Regions from separate parts of the Homo sapiens genome. Here region 2 is linked to region 1. A link is a loop called in an ENCODE intact Hi-C map of the cell type or tissue named here. Cell type or tissue: PC-9. All regions are shown on one strand. Links, peaks and the distances in the headings refer to the core of each region. The heading gives the core; the rest is flanking DNA.

Region 1 (11,423 bases), core at 1,696-9,695:
ATTATATATATGTATTATATATCCTGCTTTACCTACAATTTAACCTAAATGAAATTTAACAATTTCATTTTCCATTTTATAAAAGAAAACTCATTAGAGACAGCGTTTTTATGACCACATCATATTCTATCATACAATATGACTTTTTAATCCATTCCTGTAACAACACTTGGATTGCTTCCAAATGATACTACAATCAATGTATTGTGAATGTTTCACTTGTTCACAAATCTTTTCCTCCATATCTAATTGCTCTTTTAAACTACTAAATTAAAAGATAAAAAAATTTAAGTTTATTAAAGCATATTGCCAAGTTGTTTTCAGAAAGGTTTTACTAATTCACACTCTCACTAACACTTGCATAAGAGAACAAATCTTACAAGTGTAGTTTTGAAACATCTTTGCTGATTTGAAAATTATTATTTCAGTGTTGTTTTATGAAACTTTAAGTTGTAAATTCTGCTCCTGCTTTGATAATCAGAGCTGTCACTTATCTGTTATTTCATATTTCCAAATGCACAGCGTGGTAGGGAAGAGGTACAGAGATTTTAACATATTTTCATTTTTAAAAAATCTATTATATTACTTATTCTAGGAAAAGAGAAGGATTATGTTGCCTGTAATTTCTTAATATGAATTAATAAGCCCAATAATGTATAATAACTCAATAATGTGCAAGTTGTCCATTTAATGTACATGCAAATTATCAGCATATGTTTTCTATCAGGTTGTAAATCTCCTATTGCAAGCTTTTCTTTCAAAGTTAGGTAGTTTAATCTGAGACTAAAGGTAACAGGCCAGGCGCAGTGGCTCATGTCTATAATCCCAGCACTTTGGGAGGCCGAGGCGGGTTGATCACTTGAGGTCAGGAGTTTGAGGCTGGCCTGACCAATATAGTGAAACCCCATCTCTACTAAAAATACAAAAATTAGCCAGGCATGGTGGCAGCCACCTGTAATCCCAGCTTGGGAGGCTGAGGCAGGAGAATCTCATGAACCCGGGAGGCAGAGGTTGCAATGAGCCAAGATCGCGCCCCTGCACTGCAGCATGGGCGACAGAGTGAGACTCCATCTCAAAAAATAAATAAATAAATAGATAAAATTTTTCCTTTAGACCCAATCAATTGTTACCTGTAGAAGAGTGACTGTCAGAGTTCCCTAATGTATACTTATATACACACTCATCTACGTGCACACGTGTACCCACACCATGTCTCCCTCTCCTTTAGTACATCACCACTCTACGTGGTGATTGGATCTAAGCAATATTTATCCTCAAATCTACATTAAATAAGGATTTATGAGGGCTCTGCGCACATAAAAATATTATTTGATAAAGTATAAAATGGAAGACTGTGCTGAAAGATAACCAATAGTCACATGTTTTCATGGTAATTAATACAAAGTTTAACTGAACAGAATAATTGAGTCTTTAAAAAAAAAAGCAGCAGAGAAGATACCAAAGAGATTATAAATCAGCATTATCGAGAAGGAAAGTTGGCATTGTGTATCAAAAGCCATAAAAATATTCATCCCCCTTGGCCCAGCAATTCCACTGCCAGGAATGTATCCTAAGAAAATAATCACAGTTTTGCAAAGAGATTTATGGGGAAAATGTTCAGTGCATCAATGTTTATAAAAGAAAATTTGGAAGTAACCTAAAAATCTAGTAACAGGAAAATATCAGGTTGAAACACTGAAATCGGTGATACTCAACTACTTTAAACTAGAAAAATAGCTATTAAAAGTAGTTCAACCTAAATATATACACTAAATATGTTAAATTTAATTTAGGGGCCAGATACATCAATAAAGTGACATGATGTTTGGTATGTGGTATTGATAGAAGAATATTTAATGATATGAAAAAATCAAAATACAGTAATTAGATTTTTTTTTTTTAAGACAGAGTCTTGCTCTCTCACCCAGGCTGGAGTGCAGTGACACAATCTCGGCTCACTGCAAGCTCCGCCTCCCAGGTTCACGCCATTCTCCTGCCTCAGTCTCCCAAGTAGCTGGGACTACAGGCGCCAGCCACCACGCCTGGCTAATTTTTTGTATTTTTAGTAAAGACGGGGTTTCACCCTGTTAGCCAGGATGGTCTCGATCTCTTGACCTCATAATCTGCCCGCCTTGGCCTCCCAAAGTGCTGGGATTACAGGCTTGAGCCATCGCGCCCAGCCAGTAATTAGATTTTTTAAAAATCATATAACAAAACAGTGAATAGAACATGTCCTTTTAATGACTTGGTGGATACGAGTTAATATCTACATATTGACATGATTAACATGCATTATCTCTGGCTGTGGGACTGTAGATTACTTTATATTCATCTTCGTGCCTTTCTTTGTTTTCCGAATAGAGATGGCAATTCTGTATTATTTTTGCAATCATAAAAATAAACTAAATACTACATACACACACCTCAGTAAGGAGAATTGGGCCGGGTGTGGTGGCTTACGCCTGTAATCCCAGCACTTTGGAAGTCCGAGATGGGCGGATCACCTGAGCCCAGGAGTTCGAGAGCAGCCTGACCAATATGATGAAGCTCCGTCTCTACTAAAAATACACAAATTAGCTGAGTGTGGTGGCATGCACCTGTAATCCCAGCTACTCGGGAGGTTGAGACAGGAGAATCGCTTGAACCCAGAAGGCAGAGGTTGCACTGAGCCGAGATCGCGTCATTGCACTCCAGCCTGGGCAACAAGAGTGAAACTCCTTCTCAAAAAAAAAAAAAGAGAGAGAGAGAGAATTGGCAGAGTATTCCTGCACCATTATAGCTCTGGAGAAAAAAAAGACTTTGCTTCCTCTCACGACCTTCTACAACTCTTGTCATGGGTCCATTTTCATTTGCAATTGGGCAGATAATCAGGGACATAAAGCAATTTATTGTCCACCCTTAAATAAAGTTTAAACAGTTGACTGGGAGGTATGCCTTTAGCAAAGAGCATTCCTTGTGTTTCCCAGATGGCTGAAATGCCTTTCACAGAGGAAACATTTAAAAAGGACAGGCATTTTCCCTGAGAGGTAAAATCCTCATTAGGGTTAGGGGAAGGGCAAGGAGAAAGCATGCAAAGGCTGAGTGGTCAAGGCCAGCTTGGGAGCTGCACTTGGGGCAGGCAGTGATGGCTGAAGAAGGAAGAGGTTGGTCCCAATACAGACCTACTCAAGTTCACAGCTGAGAAATAGGAAACCAGAAAATAACAAGAACAAAGCAGTAGCTTTCTAACACCTTTTCATGTTGGACATGAGTGGTGAATTAGAGAAAGTTCTTGATATTCCCCTGAGCATCTATGTTCAGAACCAACTGTTGAGAAATCTATTTGAACTGGATTTCATAACCTACTAGAGAGACCAAAAACATGTTGAAACATGAGAGAAAATGATTAAAGATATAAATAAATCCAGACTTGTTTCAATACATGTGGCATCTCAAAGTACAAATTTTGTTACTTCATACTTTGGCTAGTTATTTTTTTTGTTTTTTTTAACAAAATAGTCCTTTGCCAGATACCTCCAGATAAATGGCTGGGTGTACACAGGATTCCAGAATTCCTATTCAATGATAATGGAAGGATGCCTCCCTAGGGTTTTATAAAACAAAGGGTCGGGAAAAGAACACATGACATTATTAGTAAAATATACAGATTTTCTAGCTAGTTCATGTGCACAGGCATTGTAAAATACGTGGGTGTCGTTTTGATGATTGATTTCTCCACTCAGTAACTAGTCATAGCACAAACTCCAGAGCCAGGCTCTGGGCTTGTCTCCCAGCACTGTCACTTATTGTCTATGTGGCCTCAATCAAGTTACCTAACCGCTCTGTGCCTCAGTTTCTCTATCTAGAAAATGGGGTTAGTAACACTAACCCCCTTGCAGGATTATTGTGAAGACTAAATGAGTTAAATACGTAAAGCACTACAGCACCTGGCCATGGTAAATAATAGGAAGGTGTTGGCTCCCCGTCTCTCAGTATTCCTTTGTCTTCCACATCAGCAGTTATCAATCTTTCCCCCAGTTCATCACATTGAGAAATATAATATGTTTTCTTCAGTAACAGGAGCTTACTATGGCAGTGATTTTTAAGAGGAAGGTATGGAAACTTCCCTGGATGGGGTGAGGGTTGGAGGGTGGGGAATTAGACTCTTGTGGATGCCTTCACCTTGTAAATGCTCCCCAGATGACTTTGACATCCACTTCTTTTTTTTTTTTTTTTTTTTGAAATGGAGTCCCTTTCTGTCACCTAGGCTGGAGTGAAGTGGCACGATCTCGGCTCACTGCAACCTCCGCCTCCCGGGTTCAAGCAATTCTCCTGCCTCAGCCTCCCAAGTACTGGGACTACAGGCACACGCCACCACATCCAGCTAATTTTTTGTATTTTTAGTAGAGATGAGGTTTCACTATGTTGACCAGGCTAGTATCGAACTCCTGACCTTGGATGATCCATCTGCCTCAGCCTCCCAAAGTGCTGAGATTACAGGCATGGGCCACCACGCCCCGCCATCCACCCCATTTTCATGAGAGTCATGAGGTAGAATAGTCCATCCAGAGATAATGTTAGCATCAATTATTCTAATCTGTGCTAACTTAACAATTTCTTTGATGACCGGTTGGTCCCTGACAGAACGATCCTCAGATCCTGCCCACCCCTTTCTACCCACTGTGTCAAATTATCATCATTATAGGTTTGCTTCTCTTTTTACAGTAAGAGAATATGCACACGCCATGCATCACCCAAACTACTCCAACTCCTCAGAGAATCATGCCATCTCCCTGAGCTGGAAGCAGCTGTCCACAATGGGGACACAAGTTATGCAACTATCCTGTGATTTGAAGTGAGGACCAATTTATGAGGGTGTTTTTCATGAAGTGTTTTGTTTTGCTGTGGGGAAACCCAAAGAGGCCATCTCTCTGCAGAGTTCTCTCTTCTAAATATTGCAGTCAGACTTTGAAAACTGCCAGCATGTGGGACGCAAACTAAAAAACTGCCTTTCCTTGGGGCCACAGCCAGGGCTCTACTCTGACTTTCATGGGCCTGACACCTTTGCTTTGCAGGCCCCTTCCTCTATTAAAAAAAAAAATTAGGTAATATTTTATGACTATGTTGGCATAAAAATGAATGTTTATATATTAAAACATTTTATTTAACTTAAGAGGTTAGGAGTTTTTATTTTAAAATAAAGTAAACCCCCCAGCATTTTGGGAGGCTGAGGCGAGTGGATCACGAGGTCAAGAGATCGAGACCATCCTGGCCAACAATGGTGAAATCCTGTCTCTACGAAAAATACAAAACTTAGCCGGGCATGGTGGCACACGCCTGTAGTCCCAGCTACTTGGGAGGCTGAGGCAGGAGAACTGCTTGAACCTGGGAGGCGGAGGTTGCAGTGAGCCGAGATCTCGCCTGGGCAACAAGAGCAAAACTCAGTCTCAAAAAAAAAATTATTATTTTCATTTTGCTTTTGTTTGTTTGTTTTTGAGACGGAGTCTCATTCTGTCACCCAGGCTGGAGTGCAGTGGTGTGATCTCGGCTCACTGCAACTTCCACCTCCTGGGTTGCAGTGATACTCCTGCTTCAGCCTCCTGAGTAGCTGGGATTATAGGTGTGCACCACCACGCCCAACTACTTTTTGTATTTTTAGTAGAGATGAGGGTTTCACCATGTTGGCCAGCTGCTCTTGAACTCCTGACCTCAGGTGATCCACCCACCTCGGCCTCCCAAAGTGCTGGGATTATAGGTGTGAGCCACCACGCCCAGCAACAATTATTATTTTCATGCGATAGCATCTATTGGCCTCCTCCTATAGCGACCAATGCAAAGAAGAGCAAATAAATCACTGCTTTGTTCACCTGTTAGCCTCAGAGCATAGCCAAATTCCTAGCACATATTAGGCAATCAAAAATATTTCTTGAATGAATAATCAAACAAATGAATAAATAGTTCCTAACATGTTTTAAAATAAGTTATTAACCTTGTGGCTAGCTGCAACATTTCCCTCTTTCCTGTATCTTGTTTTTAATTAATAGGTTATTTTTCCTAACAGTAAATGTATTATGTTGTTGAAATTTTGGATACGACACAGAAAAGTGCAAAGGAGAAAATATAAAACCACACATACCCTAAGGCCCAGAAGCAACCTCTGGTAATGTATTGGTATCCTTCCAGAGCTCTTTTCAATGCATATATAGTACATCCTCCCATATTATAAATCTATGGCTATTAGTCTATAGTCATGTGCTGTGTAACAACGTTTCCATCAATGACAGACTGCATCTAGGAAGGTGGTCCCATAAGATTATAATGGAGCTGAACATTTTCTGTTACCTAGTGGCATCATAGTTGTAGTATGTTGTAGCACAACACATTACTTGCATGCCCTTAGTGATGGTGGTGTAAACAAATCTATTGCACTGTTAGTCATATAAAAGCATAGCACATACAATTATGTACAGCATACAATGCTTGATAGTAATAAGTGACTTTGTTATTGTGTTTATTATACTATACCTTTTATTTTTATTTTAGAGTGTTCTCTTTCTACTTATGTATTTTTTAAAAAGTTAACTGTAAAACATCCTCAGGCGTGTCCTTCAGGAGGTATTCCAGAAGGTGTTGTTGTCATAGGAGGTGACAGCTCCATGCACGTTACTGCCCGCCTCTCCCTGCGAGGTAAGACATAGAGATGGAAGACAGTGATACTGGTGATCATGCATGTTACTGCCCCCGTCTCCCTGCGAGGTAAGACATAGAGATGGAAGACAGTGATATTGATGATCCTGACCCTGTGTAGACCTGGGCTAGTATGTGTGTTTGTGTCTTTGTTTTTAATGAAAAGTTTAAAAACTAAAAATAAAAATTGTTAAAAATAGAGAAAAACGTATAGACTAAGAATATAAAGAAAGAAAATATGTTTGTACAGTTAGACAATGTGTTTTAGACTAAGTGTTATTACAAAGGAATCACAAAGTTTAAAAAAAATTAAAATATTTTTAAACTAAAAATGTTACAGGAAGCTAAGTTTAATTTATTATTGAAGAAAGAAAAAATGTGGCCGGGCACAATGGCTCACTTCTGTAATCCCAGAGCTGTGGGAGGCTGAGGCGGGTGGATCACGAGGTCACGAGATCGAGACCAGCCTGGCCGACATGATGAAACCCCCGTCCCTACCAAAAATATAAAAAATTAGCCGGGCGTGGTAGCGCGCACCTGTAATCCCAGCTACTCAGGAGGCTGAGGCAGGAGAATTGCTTGAGCCCAGGAGGTGGAGGTTGCAGTGAGCCGAGATTGTGCCACTGCACTCCAGCCTGGGCAACAAAACAAGACTCTGTCTCAAAAAAAAAAAAGTTTAATAGATTTAGTGTAGCCTAAGTGTACAGTGTTTATAACGTCTACAGTAGTGTAGAGCAATGTCCTAAGGCCTTCACATTCACTCACTCAATCATTGACTCTCCCACAGCAACTTCTAGTTCTGCAAGCTCCATATACAAGCATAGCATTTTTATCTTTTGTATCATATTTTTACTGTAACTTAACATTGTATTACAATAGCCAGCAGTATTTAGTACAGTAACATGCTGTACAGGTTTGTGGCCTAGGAGCAATAAACTATAGCCTGGGTCTGGAAGGCTATAACATCTAGGTTTGTGTAAGCACAATCCGATATTTACACAATGACAACATCACCTAATGACACATTTCTCAGAACACATCCCCATCATTGTTAAGCGGCACATGATTGTATTTTAATATAGTCTCTGAAAGTGGCAGTGCTCTGGGAACACTTATATATAAGGTCGCCAATATCTGGTATGAATGAGTGAGTTTGTCAAAGTGTTTTTACCATTGACTGAAAAGATCTACAGAACCTGAAACTCAAGAGTCATCAGGGGCAAATGGAAAACATTTTTGAGAAGGAGGAAATGAAGCTCAACTTTACCCATTTTAAAATTGAGGCTGGGCGCAGTGGCTCACGCCTGTAATCTCAGCACTTTGGAAGGCCAAGGCTGGTGGATCACCTGAGGTCAGGAGTTCCAGACCAGTCTGGCCAACATGGTGAAATCCCATGTCTATAAAAATACAAAAATTAGCCGGGCGTGGTGGCGAACATCTGTAATCCCAGCTACTTGGAAGGCTGAATCACTTGAACCTGGAAGGCGGAAGTTGCAGTGAGCCGAGATCGCACCACTGCACTACAGCCTGGGCGACAAGAGCAAAACTCTATCTCAAAAAATAATAAAAAATAAAATAAAATAAATGGAGCCACAGCTGGCCTTGATGATGAACATCAAGTCAGTATGGCTTAGTGCAGAATCCTAATAACAATGGTCCTGTCTTGCTAAAGAAGTAAAGCAAGCAAAGACCCCATAATATTACCTGCATTTATATGTAAGAAGAAGGACAAAGAGGTTTTTTTTTTTTCTCAAAAGTTGTTTTAAGATTCATAGGCATCCAGCTTTCACTTTTAAAATTAATGTTAACTTGTTTCCACAAAAAGTGTGAGGAAATGAGTCAGGAAACAGTAAAAGGGCGGAGTGGGAGAGTGGGGGAGAGAGAGAAAAGAGACAGAGAGAGAGAGAGAGAGAGAAACTCATCTGAGGAATAAGGCAGGGTGATTACGTCTGAGTGGTTTTACTATCCTACGCCTGGATTTCCTGAGACGGAAAATTCCAGGAATAGGAGCTGCCTTGAGAGCTTCCTATTGGCATTCTTTCCTATTAATTTGGCTTTTCGCAAGTTATTAGGCAACTTAAGCTGTTTAACTTTAACAATGTTCTGTTTTTCTGTGGTTTCTGGATTATGTAATACCTAACCAAAGAATAAACAACCAAAGAAAATAACTTTTACTTCATACTTTGGCAAGTGTATTCAAAAGGCAAAGATCTAGATCTGAGAAACAGTTTGGTAAAAGTTAAGGTGCAATCAGAAAACTAAGTGTCACAGAAATGAACTTATTGGCCACTCAGGGAGGTTTTCAAGGTGATATATTTTCAGTGAAATGAATCATACATGTTTGTACGGTCACTGGTCAAAGTGAAGGTTACTCGGTAGAAAAGCAATGTTGTTTTGATTGTACTAGTCTGATGGTGAGAATGCCCCTGAATTCAAATTAAAGAAATGTTTATTGCTGGTGCCTACAGCACTGATATATGACTTTGTTTTGCAGTTGAACTCAGGTCACCTTTCTTGCTATTGGGAACTTATTTTTCAACCCAGAAGATAAAAGAACAGATGATTTAACTGATATTAAATAGAGGCTCTTATTACCTTTTGTGTGGTCACATTTTGACCTGAATTGAACCTATGAGAAATGTAAACAAAACTGTATATACGTTTAAATGTGAAGTGAATTCTTCAGGCAGAAAGCACAAGGTTATAGCCATAATGTAGAAGAAAAAACAATAAAAAGGCAACCCCAAAGCAGGTACCACCCTCATAACTGGTTTGATTTATGTGATCTTGGAGATGATTGCCACATATAAAATGCAGATAATAATAAATATTTATCTACCTGCCTCATGGAGACTCACACGAAGTACTGATGGGCGCTACTTTCACAGTAATTTGCCTTCTTTTCACCTTAACCTTGCTAAGCGTTATGCTAAGTGCATTGTATTTTATATCTATTCTTCTCAACTATTCTGCAACCTGAGTGTCCTCTCTCTCCTCTCTCTTTCTCTTTTTTTCCTCTCTTTCTCTCTCTGTCTCTCTCATAGAAGAAGAAATTAAAACTCAGAGACTATAAGTAATTTTTTTCAAGGTGTAAGTGAATGATTGGAGATCACAAGACTGAGAACAATAGACTATTCTTTATGAGGAAATACAGGCTTTGGATTGATTCTCTTTTCATTTGGTTATTTTATCTGACAAAATTCAGATGAAAAAGCAGACAGACTTACTTTTTCACCTTAAATCATTTTTTTTACTAGGAAATGTTAAAAGAAAAATCATTGCTAAAAATAAGAATAATACTTTTTGCATTCATTTAAAGGCTTTTCTAGTTTGTACAATACTTTCTTAAACGTAATCCCTGCTGGAATGCTTTCTAATTTTTTACCTTTAGCTCCTAGCAAATGTGAATTTGTTTTTTGTTGTTGTTGTAAGACCCAACAAAGCAAATTAAAATATTAAGAAGAAATATACAGAAGTGAACCTCTACCACACCACCTTAGACAATTGGCCAAAGTCAGCAACACCAGCAAAGGTACGAATCAACATCATGTGCCTCCTAGCACGCTGCACTGAGCAGAGCACAACACTTGAATGATATTCCTGACAAAGGTTGTATAACCTCAATTTAACGGTCTGACAACCCCAAATTGAGGGACATTCTAGTAAATGAGTCATCTGTACTCTTCAAAAATGTCCATATCATGAAACACGGTAAGACTGAGGAAATGTTTGAGAATAATGGAGACTAAAAGGCCGTGACAGCTGAATGTAGTGCCTGATCCAAGACTTTCATCTGTTATAAAGACCATTATTGGAATAATTGGCTAGATCTGAATAAGGTCTGTATATCAGATAGTAGAATTAGATCAATGTTAATGTCTTGATTTGATTATTGTTGCATGGTTATATTAAAGAATATACTAAAGTATTTAAGTACTAAAGGGTACCATGCCTGCAACTTATTCTCAAAGAATTCAGAAAATGTATTGAGAAAGAAAAAAAAAAGCAAGCAACGCAGTAAAATGTTAATATTTGGGTAATTCCAGATGGAGAGCACTCAGGAATTCTTAGTAATAATCTTGCAACTTCTCTGTAAGACAGAAATTGTGTAAATTTTTCTTTTTTTTTTGAGATGGAGTTTTGCTCTTGTTGCACTGGAGTGCAAGTGCACAATCTCGGCTCACTGCAACCTCCACCTCCCGGGTTCAAGCGATTCTCCTGCCTGAGTAGCTGGGATTACAGGCGTGCACCACCATGCCCAGCTAATGTTTGCATTTTTAGTAGAGACGGGGTTTTCACCATGTTGGCCAGGCTGGTCTCGAACTCCTGACCTCAGGTGATCTACCCACCTCAGCCTCCCAAAGTGCTGAGATTACAAGTTTGAGCCACCGTGCCTGGCCGGGCCTCTTTATAACTATTGTGCTCATGGTAAATATAGAATGTATAAATTAAGGCAAATAAAACATTCATGTTACAGGCATGCGCCTCCATGCCCAGCTAATTTTTATATTTCTAGTAGAGACGGGGTTTCGCCTGTTGGTCAGGCTGGTCTGAACTCCTGACCTCATGATCTGCCCACCTCAGCCTCCCAAAGTGCTGGGATTACAGGCATGAGCCACTGCACCCAGTCTGTGTAAAAATTTTTTAAAAACCTTCTTAAGGTGCCTATATGCAAATTTATCTTTTTATTTTTATTTTATTTTATTTTATTTTTGAGACGGAGTCTCGCTCTGTCACCCAGGCTGGAGTGCAGTGGT
Region 2 (11,423 bases), core at 1,653-9,652, 150 kb after region 1:
TATATAAATAGTGTATGATCTATTTTGTAGCCTTTTCCTGCTTAACACATGGTACAAATCTTTTGCAAGTCATTAAACATTTTACAACCTAAATTTTTTTAACTGCCTAGTATTCCCAAATATGAATTTACCATTATTTAATCTTTTACTGTTCTTACATTTTTCTTTTTTTTTTTTTTTTTTTGAGACGAAGTCTCACTGTAGCCCAGGCTAGAGTGCAGTGGCACCATCTCGGCTCACTGAAACCTCCACCTCCCTGGTTCAAGCGATTCTTCTGCCTCAGCCTCCCAAGTAGCTGGAATTACAGGCGCGCACCACTGCACCCGGCTAATTTTTTGTATTTTTTAGTAGAGACGGGGTTTCACCATGTTGGCCAGGCTGGTCTTGAACTCCTGACCTCAGGTAACCCGCCCGCCTCGACCTCCCACAGTGCTAGGATTACAGGCATGAGCCACCACACCCGACCTTCATTCGTTTAAATGGTGCTGCAAATAAAAGAAAAAAAGATTGCTCGATTTTACTTCACGTTTATTATAAGTGGCAGTGCTTTTAGACAAGTTCAACAAGTTTTTGTTTTTTTTCTTTGTCTTACGGTGCTGATGAACAAGTTTTTTAATCCTGTAAAATGTTTCCATCTTTATAGCTAGAGGTTTGCCTATATCCATCATTACTTACCATAAATTCCATCTAGAGGGATTACGGGGTCAAAAAATAAACACACTTATAAGGCTTTGATGGATATTGCCAAACTGTTCTCCAAAAACGTGGTTCTAACATACATTTTCTCCAGCAGTGTACACTTAGTATTTTAACCTGCACTGAGATTACCATTTAAAAAAAAAAATCTTTGTCTGCATAGCATTTGGAAATCAGCCTTCAGGACTTCCCCAAACTCTCTTCTTTTGTTCCTCTAGTCTCCTGCTGCCTGATCATCTAAATTACACCTCTGCCCTTCTCAGACCTACTTTTGTTTGTGCTTTTCCACTGCTCAAGTCTTATGGTGGCTTTGCTATAACACAGAAATTTGCCTAGCTAGTATTTTATCCCCTTAGGGCCAAAGTGTCAACTAATCTGATAAACTAATCCATGCTAATGTAAAAGGGCTCATTTCCAGCAACACGTATGCAATATAACACGCAGTTTAAGGAAAATATATTGTCTACAACAGCAATGCCTTTTATCTTATAGAGCAGTGGTTCTCAAGTTTTGCTGCAATGAAGATCATCTGGGGAACTTTTCGTTTTTTATTTTTATTATTATTATTTTTTTGAGACGGAGTCTCACACTGTTGCCCAGGCTGGAGTGCAGTGGCCTGATCTCGGCCCACTGCAAGCTCCACCTCCCGGGTTCACGCCATTCTCCTGCCTCAGCCTCCCGAGTAGCCGGGACTACAGGAGCCTGCCACCACGCCCAGCTAATTTTTTTGTATTTTTAGTAGAGACGAGGTTTCACCGTATTAGCCAGGATGGTCTTGATCTCCTGACCTCGTGATCCGCCCGCCTCGGCCTCCCAAAGTGCTGGGATTACAGGCGTGAGCCACCGCGCCCGGCTGGAACTTTTCTTAAACACTGCTAAGAACGTTCATCTCCCAGAGATTCTAAGTAAGTTTGGTATGTGGTGTAACCTGGGCATCAAGTGTTTTGTTTTGGTTTGGTTTGTTTTAAACAGTTCTTAGGTGATTCTGACATAGCATCTGTGTTTGAGAGGAGTCAGAGAGATCCTAAGTAGCTGCTTCTTAAGGAATATGGGGAACCCCAAGGAAAAAAAGCACAATGAACATAATCTCAATAGTCTGACTCACTGCACAAGATAAAGGACATAAAAAATGCTAAAGCATAAAGTATTTGCCAATGACAACAGAATAAACTAACATTCACATTTCTTAATGGTAGGCAGCTGATGCTGTCTTAGGAAATAGGCTGAGCTTAATCTCTCAAACAGCTTAAATTGCTTTTGTAGTTGAGCCAATCAACTCAAACTAAAATTATCTGAGTAACGAGGTTGACACCATGCAATTTATTTATTTATATATTTTTTTGAGACAGAGTTTCACTCTTGTTGCCCAGGCTGGAGTGCAGTGGCACAATCTCGACTCAACGCAACCTCCGCCTCCCAGGTTCAAGCGATTCTCCTGCCTCAGCCTCCCAAGTAGCTGGGACTACAGGCACCTGCCACCAGCCCTGGCTAATTTTTTGTATTTTTAGTAGAAAGAGGTTTCACTATGTTGGCCAGGCTGCTGGTCTCGAACTCCTGACCTCGTGATCCACCCGCCTCGGCCTCCCAAAGTGCTGGGATTACAGCGTGAGCCACCGCCCCAGGCCATGACACCAGGTAATTTAGTAGTAGCACTCCAGGTTTCAATCACATAAATTACTTCCAGTTTACATTTATTTTATTGCTTCAAAAAAGGTAAGCATTCTTATAGATGTTCCCACAATCCACAATGGACCCTTGGGGACAACTAGAAGACTCACTACAAGTACCAGGCACTTAAATACATTACTAAACCTTATAGCAAACCTACAAGGTAGTTTTTTGCCCTATTTTACAGGGAAAACTCAGGAAGATTTGAGGTGACACTGGAAAATTGCTTTATTGGGTAGAATATGTTTCCATCTGATCATAATGATCTTTCTGATATTTCACAATTTAGAGGAGAAGTGATAAGAGCCATTTTTCTGCAAATCCACTCCTGAGCCACAGTGTCAGGTGAGAACACTGGTTACCTCATCTATTGCTGACTTCAGGTTACACCCACTATCATTCCCAAGCACCACCTGAGGGTATACTCTGTGGAGGACCTTACACAGCCTTGTCCTTAATGGGCTGGCAAGCCTAGCTGGGAAAGAAAAGCTTTTCTCCAAACCTAGCTTGTCCGAGATTAACTTATGATGGAGAAGACTTCTTTGGTGACCTGAAAACTAAGAATAATCTCTGCAGCCAACACAGCAGTTTGATCTTTTTCCTGTTTTCCTCTGTTTAAGTTATTGTAGTAGACCATTAACCCACCCAGGTAAACATCACTGTTCCTCAATCTTTGAAGGGTATTACTTTCAAATTACATAATTTCATGGGGGAGGAGAGGGAATGCAAGGCTTCCTACAACAAGACTGACTTTCTTGACACCAGTGCTAAAGAAGGGGATGATCATTTTCACCATGTCAACATTATAGGAAGCAAGAGGAAAAGAAGGGGGGCAGGGGTCTATAGCTTCATAGACCTTTCCTAAGAGACAAAAGGGGCTTTGGAGGTGAGAATGTGGCTGAATTCAGGAAAAGCAAATCCACGCTAGGAATGTGCTGCAATATCCTAGTAAGGGGACTTTTCATAGGATAAAGCCCCACAGATTATGTAATCCTACACATAATGAGTGGACAGGGAACAGGAACATAAACCCTCTGGGAAAATCATGACTTTTTTAAAATCAGCTTTCTCAGGTTGAAATGATTTTTTTTCTCTTTCTCTAGTTGTCATTTCTGAAAGAAAGAGTTTATAAAAATATTCTGAGATTAAAGCCCAAGGTTGTGGGGAGGGAGGAGGCTTGGTTTTGGAGAAGGTTAGAGTTTAGATAGAGCAGGCTGCTCAGAAATACTGTCCAATCAGAGGGCTCAGCCTTGGCTGCAGACTGTAGTTTAGATTTTAGATTCTCTGACACTAAAAATAATGCCTCTTACCATGGAATAAACCAGAGACAGTTATATTTTCCTGTGTATGGAAGGAATGAACACACGCCCATGATACAGTGGAGAGAAATGTTACCCTCCCAGGTTAAGGCAGGTAACCTCGCTCAGGAAAAGGTTATCTGACAGCCAAGGACATAAAATAAATGCTGCAGGGCAAGCAGAAAACATGCATCATGCAAACCAGGGCTGCCGCCTCCTCACCTCCTTTCAGCCAGCCCAGCCTCCCAGTCCTCTTTCTTGGGCTGAGCTGAGATCTGCCTCGGGTGAAACGAGAGATCCCTATGGTTCCTCAAGTGCTTGGATGGAGAGCCCTGCCTGCTGTCTCCGGGAACGGAGCGCTCCACAGCCTGGGGACATTGCGAGACTGCCCTTGCCTGCTTCTGCTTCTAAGGTGGCTGCATTCCCAGGAACCAGAGCCTGCTTTTCCCGAGCTCTCCTAAAAATATTTATCCTCTGCCGGTCCCTATGGGAGAACGACAGTGTGAAGAAGGGTGGTTTATAAACTGCTTAAGGATTTGCCTTTTGACGTTGCAAACCAAGGAAGAGGAAGATATTTAGGACAGACGAAGGTTTAAACAGTTGTCAAATTCTATTCAAGCACTTCTTCCCCGTCACAAACGCAGACGGGGAAATGCAGATCTAGCCCGCTGCTAGCAAGGAGGCGAATGCGATACCCTGAAAATTCCCGACTGGACCACCTCAAAAAGCGACAGCCTCAATGCATTAGGAAAAACCTGCGTTTTCGTGGAACCCGGCGGAGGAATTTTGTATCCCCTTCAAATATTGCGTAAGAGGAGGAAGAGAGAAGCAGCGCTGGGCTGCACCTCACCACTTGCTGTGCACCCCGGAAAGTGGCGTCCAGCAGCATCAGCTTCCAGGGGTCGGACACGGAGCCAGGCAGCGGGATGTAGACGTAATAGGCGGCCAGCGCCACCAGGGCGGTGAGCAGGACACAGGACGACCTCATCTTGCCCTGGCTCGGCTCGCCAGCGGGCTGGCAAAGAGGAAAGGGCGATACCACCCGGAGACCTCCGGCAACTTTCTGCCCGCGGCAGCTGCTCATTCACGCGTTTCTTATAAGCCCAGGAGCCAATCAGAGGCTGCGTCGGGAGGAAGTTGGAGCGCGGACATGCCCCCTCTACGGTGTCCTTGCAAAGTGTGGCAGTCACTACAGGTTTGAGGAAGGCTCTGTCGCTGCTCTGGCCGTAGGCACAGCGGACTCTGGAGGACACTGGTTTGTACTGCATGCGTGTGAGGATGGCTTTCCTCCTGGAAGGTCTCAAACGGAAAATAGTTTCAGTGTGACGAGTCTCTGGACAAAGCAAGTGGGTCATTCTGACTCAGAGTACTGAGAAAGGATATAAAAATTCTGTTTTCTGGAGCCAGACTTGGAGTGGTTTGTAAGTTCTAGCTGATATATGGCAAAAGAAGATATTAAATTCTTCTGGCTCAAGCAATGAAAGGCCAGTAGTACATCTAGCACCCAAGTCTTGGTTTCTAAATCCTATGCTCCAATAAGAGGAACCACGGCTTTTTGACACAACCTCTGGAGAAAAGGCTGATACCAGGGCTGGGGCTGTAAAGTACAAGATGAACCTGTTGTGCCAGAGATGCGGAAGTGCTCAAAAAATGATAGGAACTGGTCAAAGGTCCACAGCTGCCAGCTTGAAGGGTCTCCCAGTGGCTGAAGCTGGGATAATTTTACCATCAATATAAATCATCATAATGGATAACCCATTGATTAAAATAAAACTCAACAATCTATATTAATATAAATAAATGAGGAAAGAAGAAAGGCTTTTCTTAAAATAGAATGCCAGCTAGTATCCATAGAAAATCATAAATGAATGCTAAAACTAGAGGGTAAAAATTTGACACAGAATTTTGGTCCTTCATCAGAAGATCTCTCCACAAATTACTACAAAGGGAAAAAATAATAACTTTTTATTGGAGAAACGTGTGGATATCACCTGAAAAATTCTTTCAGTGAGTCAATGGTAGCAGAAATACACTTAAACCCAGATTTCTTGTTAATGATTGGGGGTGAGGAGGGGTGGGTGAGTACTGAATGGGAGAGAGAAAACTTCACTAGCAAAATTTCAACCAGAAATCCAGAAGGAAAACAGTTAGAAGACCTGTTTCAAGAAAGTGGTAGGATGACAACTCCAAACTTATTGATGAAGGTCTTAAAACACCTAGTATATATAATTATGCATCTTAAGATGGTAATTTTAATTTAATCAAATTAATAGAAGTGAAATAACCATAAATTTGGTTCTGATAATGAGATTTTTAGGAAACAGTTGGCTTCTTCTTCAACATTGAAGGAAAACTGATAAGAAGGGCACACTTTCATGGTATTTCAAGCAAGTTCTCTCTCTCTTTTTTTTTTGTTTTGTTTGTTTTTGGTGTTTGTTTTTTGTTTTTTTTGAGACGGAGTCTTGCTCTTTTCGCCCAGGCTAGAGTGCAATGGCACGATCTCAGCTCACTGCAACCTCCACCTCCTGGGTTCAAGCAATTCTCTTGCCTCAGCCTCCTCAGTAGGTGGGATTACAGGTGCCCACCACCACACCTGGCTGATTTTTGTATTTTTAGTAGAGATGGGGTTTCACCATGCTGGCCAGGCTGGTCTCAAACTCCTGACCTTGTGATCTGCCCACCTCAGTCTCCCAAAGTGCTGGGATTACAGGCATGATCCACGGCACCTGGCCTCTCTCTCTCTCTCTCTCTCTCTCTCTCTCTCTCTCTCTCTCTCTCTCTGTCTTTTAAGTTACTGGTTAAACTCATAACTCTAAACAGATAGGAATGTTTATGTTTATGTTTGTGTGTGAGTATATGTGTAGAAAATTAGAAGCTATTCTTTTTTTTTTTGAGATAGAGCATCGCTCTTGTCACCCAGGCTGGAGTGCAATGGTGCAATCTTGGCTCACTGCAACCTCTGCCTCCCGGGTTCAAGCCATTCTGCCTCAGCCTCCCGAGTAGCTGGGATTTCAGATGCCTGCCACTAAGCCCAGCTAATTTTGTATTTTTAGTAGAGACAGGGTTTCACCGTGTTGGCCAGGCTGGTCTTGAACTCCTGACTTCAGGTGATCCACCTGCCTCAGCCTCCAAAAGTGCTGGGATTACAGGTGTGAACTACCACGCCCAGCCAGAAGCTAATCTTTATGGGTGATTAGGAATAATCCTGGAGATATAAACCAAGCTGACTACTGGATTTAGTTACATTACTTGCTTTCAGGAAATCTGCAAAATAAATCCAAGTTTTACCTTGTCGACAATACTTTTCTCTTAGATTTTGACTATATGTTCATAAAAACATAGATCTTAGAGCTAATGACAAAACCAAACCGAACCAAAAACAAACAAGCAAACAAATCCAAAAATCCCCACACCTAACTCAGCCTTCCCTCTTCCACCAGCAGTTAACACACTCGGTGTTATAGATGAGCCTCTTGAGGATTAGCGCAGCCAAATGGCTTACTCATATTCCTCTAGTTTGTAAGTGATAGTAGCAATATTTATTTCTGCCTCTCAGTGAAGTGTGGCTTCCCTTAAGCAGTACACTAAGAGATAGAAACTAAGAAAGAACAAAGAAACTGTAGTAATTCTCAGATCAGAAATCTGAGAGCCTCTGTAGATCTGAGAGTTTTTTAAAATGAGACTAATTTGAGATAAGTATAAACACCTTCATCACTTGTTTTCAATACTTCATTCATTCAACAAACATACCTGGCCTACACTGGGAAATAAAGAAGTTGTGGCAGGCAGGCTGTAAGGTTTCGACTCTTTGATTTTATATGCTTGGAGGGTGGTGGGGAGGGGTTCAGGGGAGGATGTAAGCATGATACAGAAGGAAGAGCCAAACAATAAACAAACAAAAATTAATAAGCAACATGCATTAATTTGCCTTGCTATGAGGTAATTCTGTGGTAAGCACTTTGAATATATTAACTAATTTAGCTTCATAACGATTCTACGAAATAGGTACCATTGTTACTCTAAAAACAGGCACTGAAAGATGAAGTGCTTTGCCCAAGCCATCCAGCTGGTATGTGAGCCCAGAGTCTGAGCCTAGTGCTCATGTGCTTTACCACTCAGCTCTACTGCTAAGTGGTTAAAAATGAAAATGGCCGGGCGTGGTGGCTCACGCCTGTAATCCCAGCACTTTGGGAGGCCAAGGTGGGTGGATCACCTGAGGTTGGGAGTTGGAGACCAGCCTGGCCAACATGGGGAAACCCCGTCTCTATGAAAAATACAAAAATTAGCTGGGTGTGGTGGCACGTGCCTGTAATCCCAGCTACTCGGGAGGCTGAGGCAGGAGAATTGCTTGAACCCGGGAGGTGGAGGTTGCAGTGAGCCGAGATTCCACCATTGCACTCTAGCCTGGGCAACAAGAGTAAAACTCCGTCTCAGAAAAAAAAAAAGAGAGAGAGAGAAAACAGAACAGGGTGTCTGGGAGCTGCTTTAAATTGGGTGGGAAAGGGGACCTCTTTAAGGAGATGCCATTTGAGCTGACATCTGCATGACAGGAGAAGACTGCCATGCAGGGTTGTGGAGGTGGAGGGAACAGGTGCAGAGGCTCTAAGATGCTAACCCGGTCAATGAACACTAACAGCTAGTGAGGCAGAAGTACTGTGGGAAAGGTGGTGGAACAGGCTCAGCCACAGAGGTAGTGTGGGTGCAGAAGAGCAGATCATTTAGGACCATGTAGGCCATGTTAAGGAGTTTGAATATTCTGGTACAATGGGAAGCAATTGGAGGTTTTGTAACAGGAAAGTGACATGATCTGATCTATTCATATATTTAAAAAGGAGCACTACAGCTGCCATGTGGAGAAGACCTGTCAGGTGGCTTTTGCAGTAGTCCAGATGAGATATGATGGTGGCCCGGAGCTGCAGTTTAGTTTAGCAATGGAATCAAGGGGACAGATTTTGGGTATATTTTAGAGATAGGGGAGATAAGACATACTCATAAATTATGAACGATGATAACAAGAGTCAAAATACTCTGTTTCTAAGGCAATAAGGTGTAGTTTGAGTGCAGAAATTGACTTTTCCGTTTTTATGGAATTGTCTTAGATTAATTTTTATTAACATCTAAATATATGACATAGCAATATCATTGCTTAACAAAATCTTTATTTTTATCACTTGAAATAATTTTCCCAAAATTCCATCTATTACACCATGTGAAGTGGTTTTCTTCATCCACGACAAGCAGAACTTTAGTTCAACATTTATTGAGTTTTGCTATCTGTAAGGCACTGTGGTAGATGCTGTCGTGATGAAAATATAGTTCCTTTCCTTGTGAAAAAGTGTTCTAGTTAGAGAGAAAGTCAGATAAGTAGATAGTTTCAAATATGTACACAGCTCAGAAATGTAACACAGAAGAAGTCAAAATTCTGTTCCAGAAAAATGAGGAATAAGAAATACTCAAAAATGGCGATGACTGAGCAAGTTCTGCAGGCTGAAAAGGAGTGTGTGTACAGGCAGACAATAAGTGAGACCATCCCAAGCAGAAAGAAGAGATTATATGGGAGTTCTGAAGTGTGATGGGAGCAGAGAACTACACATAGTTCAATATTTCTGGAGCATCAGATGCAGGGAGGTGGAGTGTAATGAGAGTATAACCTGAAGAGTTAGGGATCACACAATGAGGGCCTGCTACGAGTGTGTTATGTCACTGAAGAGTTTGAACATTATCCTTTAGGCAGTGGAGAGACACTGAAGGGTTTGCATGAGATCGCTCCGGTAGCGATGTACAGGGTATGTGTGTGGGGAGAGAACAGATGAAGTAGTTGGGAGGATGTTGTTTTTTTGTTTGTTTGTTTTTGTTTTGCTTTTTGGTTTTTTTTGGAGATGGAGTCTCACTCTGTCATCCAGATTGGAGTGCAGTGGCGTGATCTCGGCTCACTGCAACCTCTGCCTCCCAGGTTCAAGCAATTCTCCTGCCTCAGCCTCCCAAGTAGCTAGGACTACAGGTGCACGCTGCCATGCCTGGCTAATTTTGTCATTGCTGTATTTTAGTAGAGATGGGGTTTTACTGTGTTGCCCAGGCTGGTCTTGAACTCCTGAGCTCAGGCAATCCAACCACCTCAGCCTCCCAAAGTGCTAGGATTACAGGCATGAGCCACTGCACCTGGTCAAGGATGTTGCTTTTAAGGTGTGCAAGATAGAGATGGTATTAGCATAAACTTGTATCAGGTGATGAAAATGAGAATGAAGAGTCAAAAGATACCTGAGAGGTAGAATCAAGAAGACTTGTAAAGGGAGAATAAAGGAGTCAAGATGAATTTCCGGGTCACTCGCTGAAGCAGATGGGAGAATGGTGTTGCCTTTTCAGAGATAAAGAATGGTAAAGGGTAAAAGATTTAAGGGGAAATGATAAATTTAGTTTGGAAGAGTTAGGTTTGAGGTATCTATAAAACATTTAAGTAGAGACAGTACGTAGGCTCCCAGACACAAGCTGGAGATGTAAATGTGAATCTTCATCCTGTAACTGAAGCCATGACAATGAATGAGACAGAAGCTGTGTGTGTGTGTGTGTGTGTGTGTGTGTGTGTCCGCGCCCGCGTGATGGGGAAGGGTCTAGGGTTGGGCAGAAGAAAAGCAGGCCAAAGGGTGTTGGCATTTACTGTTTAGGAGAAGAAGAAGGAGAAGTTGACAAGAGGCCAAGAGGAAGTGGTCAGAGAGGGGTCTGTCTGAACTAGAGGCACGGAATAGTGGTGAATACTGAAAGGCAAGGAAATCATTGAGAAGTTAAATTGGTGGAATTTCCTAATTGGATTCTTGAAAGGGAGAGGGAGAGGATGGAGCCAGCAATGACTTCAAAGTTTCTGGTTTGGGCAATGTCATTAACTGGCATAAGAAATACCAGAGGCAAAGCAGGTCTGGGGATAAAATAATGAGTTGAGGCCAGGCACAGTGGCTCAACGCCTGTAATCCCAGCACTTTGGGAAGCCGAGGTGGGTGGATCACGAGGTCAGGAGATTAAGACCAGCCTGGCCAACATGGTGAAACCCCGTCTCTCCTAAAAATACAAAAATTAGCTGGGTGTGGTGGTGCATGCCTGTAATCCCAGTTGCTCCGGAGGCTGAGGCAGGAGAATCACTTGAACCTGGGAGGCGGAGGTTGCGGTGAGCCGAGATTGTGCCACTGCATTCCAGCCTGGCAACAGAGCGAGACTCCATCTCAAAAAAAAAAAAATGAGTTCAGTCATATGATGTGCTCCAGGTAAAGCATCCTGATGAAGATGTCCAGCAGGCCACTGGATTTAGAGGCTGGACCCTTACAGGAGGTGTCAGGGCTGTACTTGGGAACAGCCAAGATGGGTAACCCAAGCATCATAACATATTAAACCACTTATACAAACTATATAATACAAAGTATATGATACAAGTATATTACCAGGGACACATGATATATCAAACCCTGAAACAAAGCATCAAGCCATTAATACAAACTATGTAAGTATAAAATAAAAAGACTGATACAAAGTAATAAAGGTCTTTAAACTGTTTTTAGTTTACTCAGCATTGTATTCAGCAGCATTCTCTGGTCTAAATGCAATGTTAACATTTAATTAAGGTCTAAATCACTACATGATATGTTTCAAAAAATGGCTTGTCAATGACTTCCTTTATGTGTCTGCCTGTTTTGCATAATGCCCTCTACTGGTTATGGTTTGAAGCTCATACTTCATCTTGCCAACCAAAACGGTATTATATTCACTTAACAGCGA

The links. Hi-C counts contacts between places; a loop is a spot of excess contacts. Peaks named below come from ENCODE experiments on the same cell type or tissue, not always from the same donor. Only the 100,000 strongest peaks of a DNase experiment are listed, where the experiment ranks them.
Region 2: a loop joins it to region 1, with 7 times the contacts of the local background. A loop is called at or near these places in 2 of 110 quality-filtered maps.

Annotation. Positions count from the first base shown.
Region 1 is chr3:172,554,411-172,565,833 of GRCh38, forward strand. It overlaps LINC02068 (long intergenic non-protein coding RNA 2068), which reads right to left. Exons shown (of 4, transcript NR_146714.1): 4 at 6,491-6,659. Among named protein-coding and RNA genes, the nearest start is that of LINC02068, 35 kb to the right of the region's middle. In PC-9, for the core only: no CTCF peak of the experiment used is centred there; DNase peaks (open chromatin) are centred at 5,771, 7,601, 8,781 and 9,321; H3K4me3 peaks cover 1,429 bases; H3K27ac peaks cover 4,547 bases.
Region 2 is chr3:172,706,335-172,717,757 of GRCh38, forward strand. NCEH1 (neutral cholesterol ester hydrolase 1) reads right to left here and starts at 4,733. Exons shown (of 5, transcript NM_020792.6): 1 at 4,513-4,733. The coding sequence starts at 4,650. RefSeq lists enhancers at 4,185-5,384, 4,514-4,783, 4,705-4,999, 5,044-5,183. In PC-9, for the core only: a CTCF peak has its summit at 4,915; DNase peaks (open chromatin) are centred at 1,737, 3,857, 4,897 and 5,287; H3K4me3 peaks cover 4,097 bases; H3K27ac peaks cover 5,698 bases.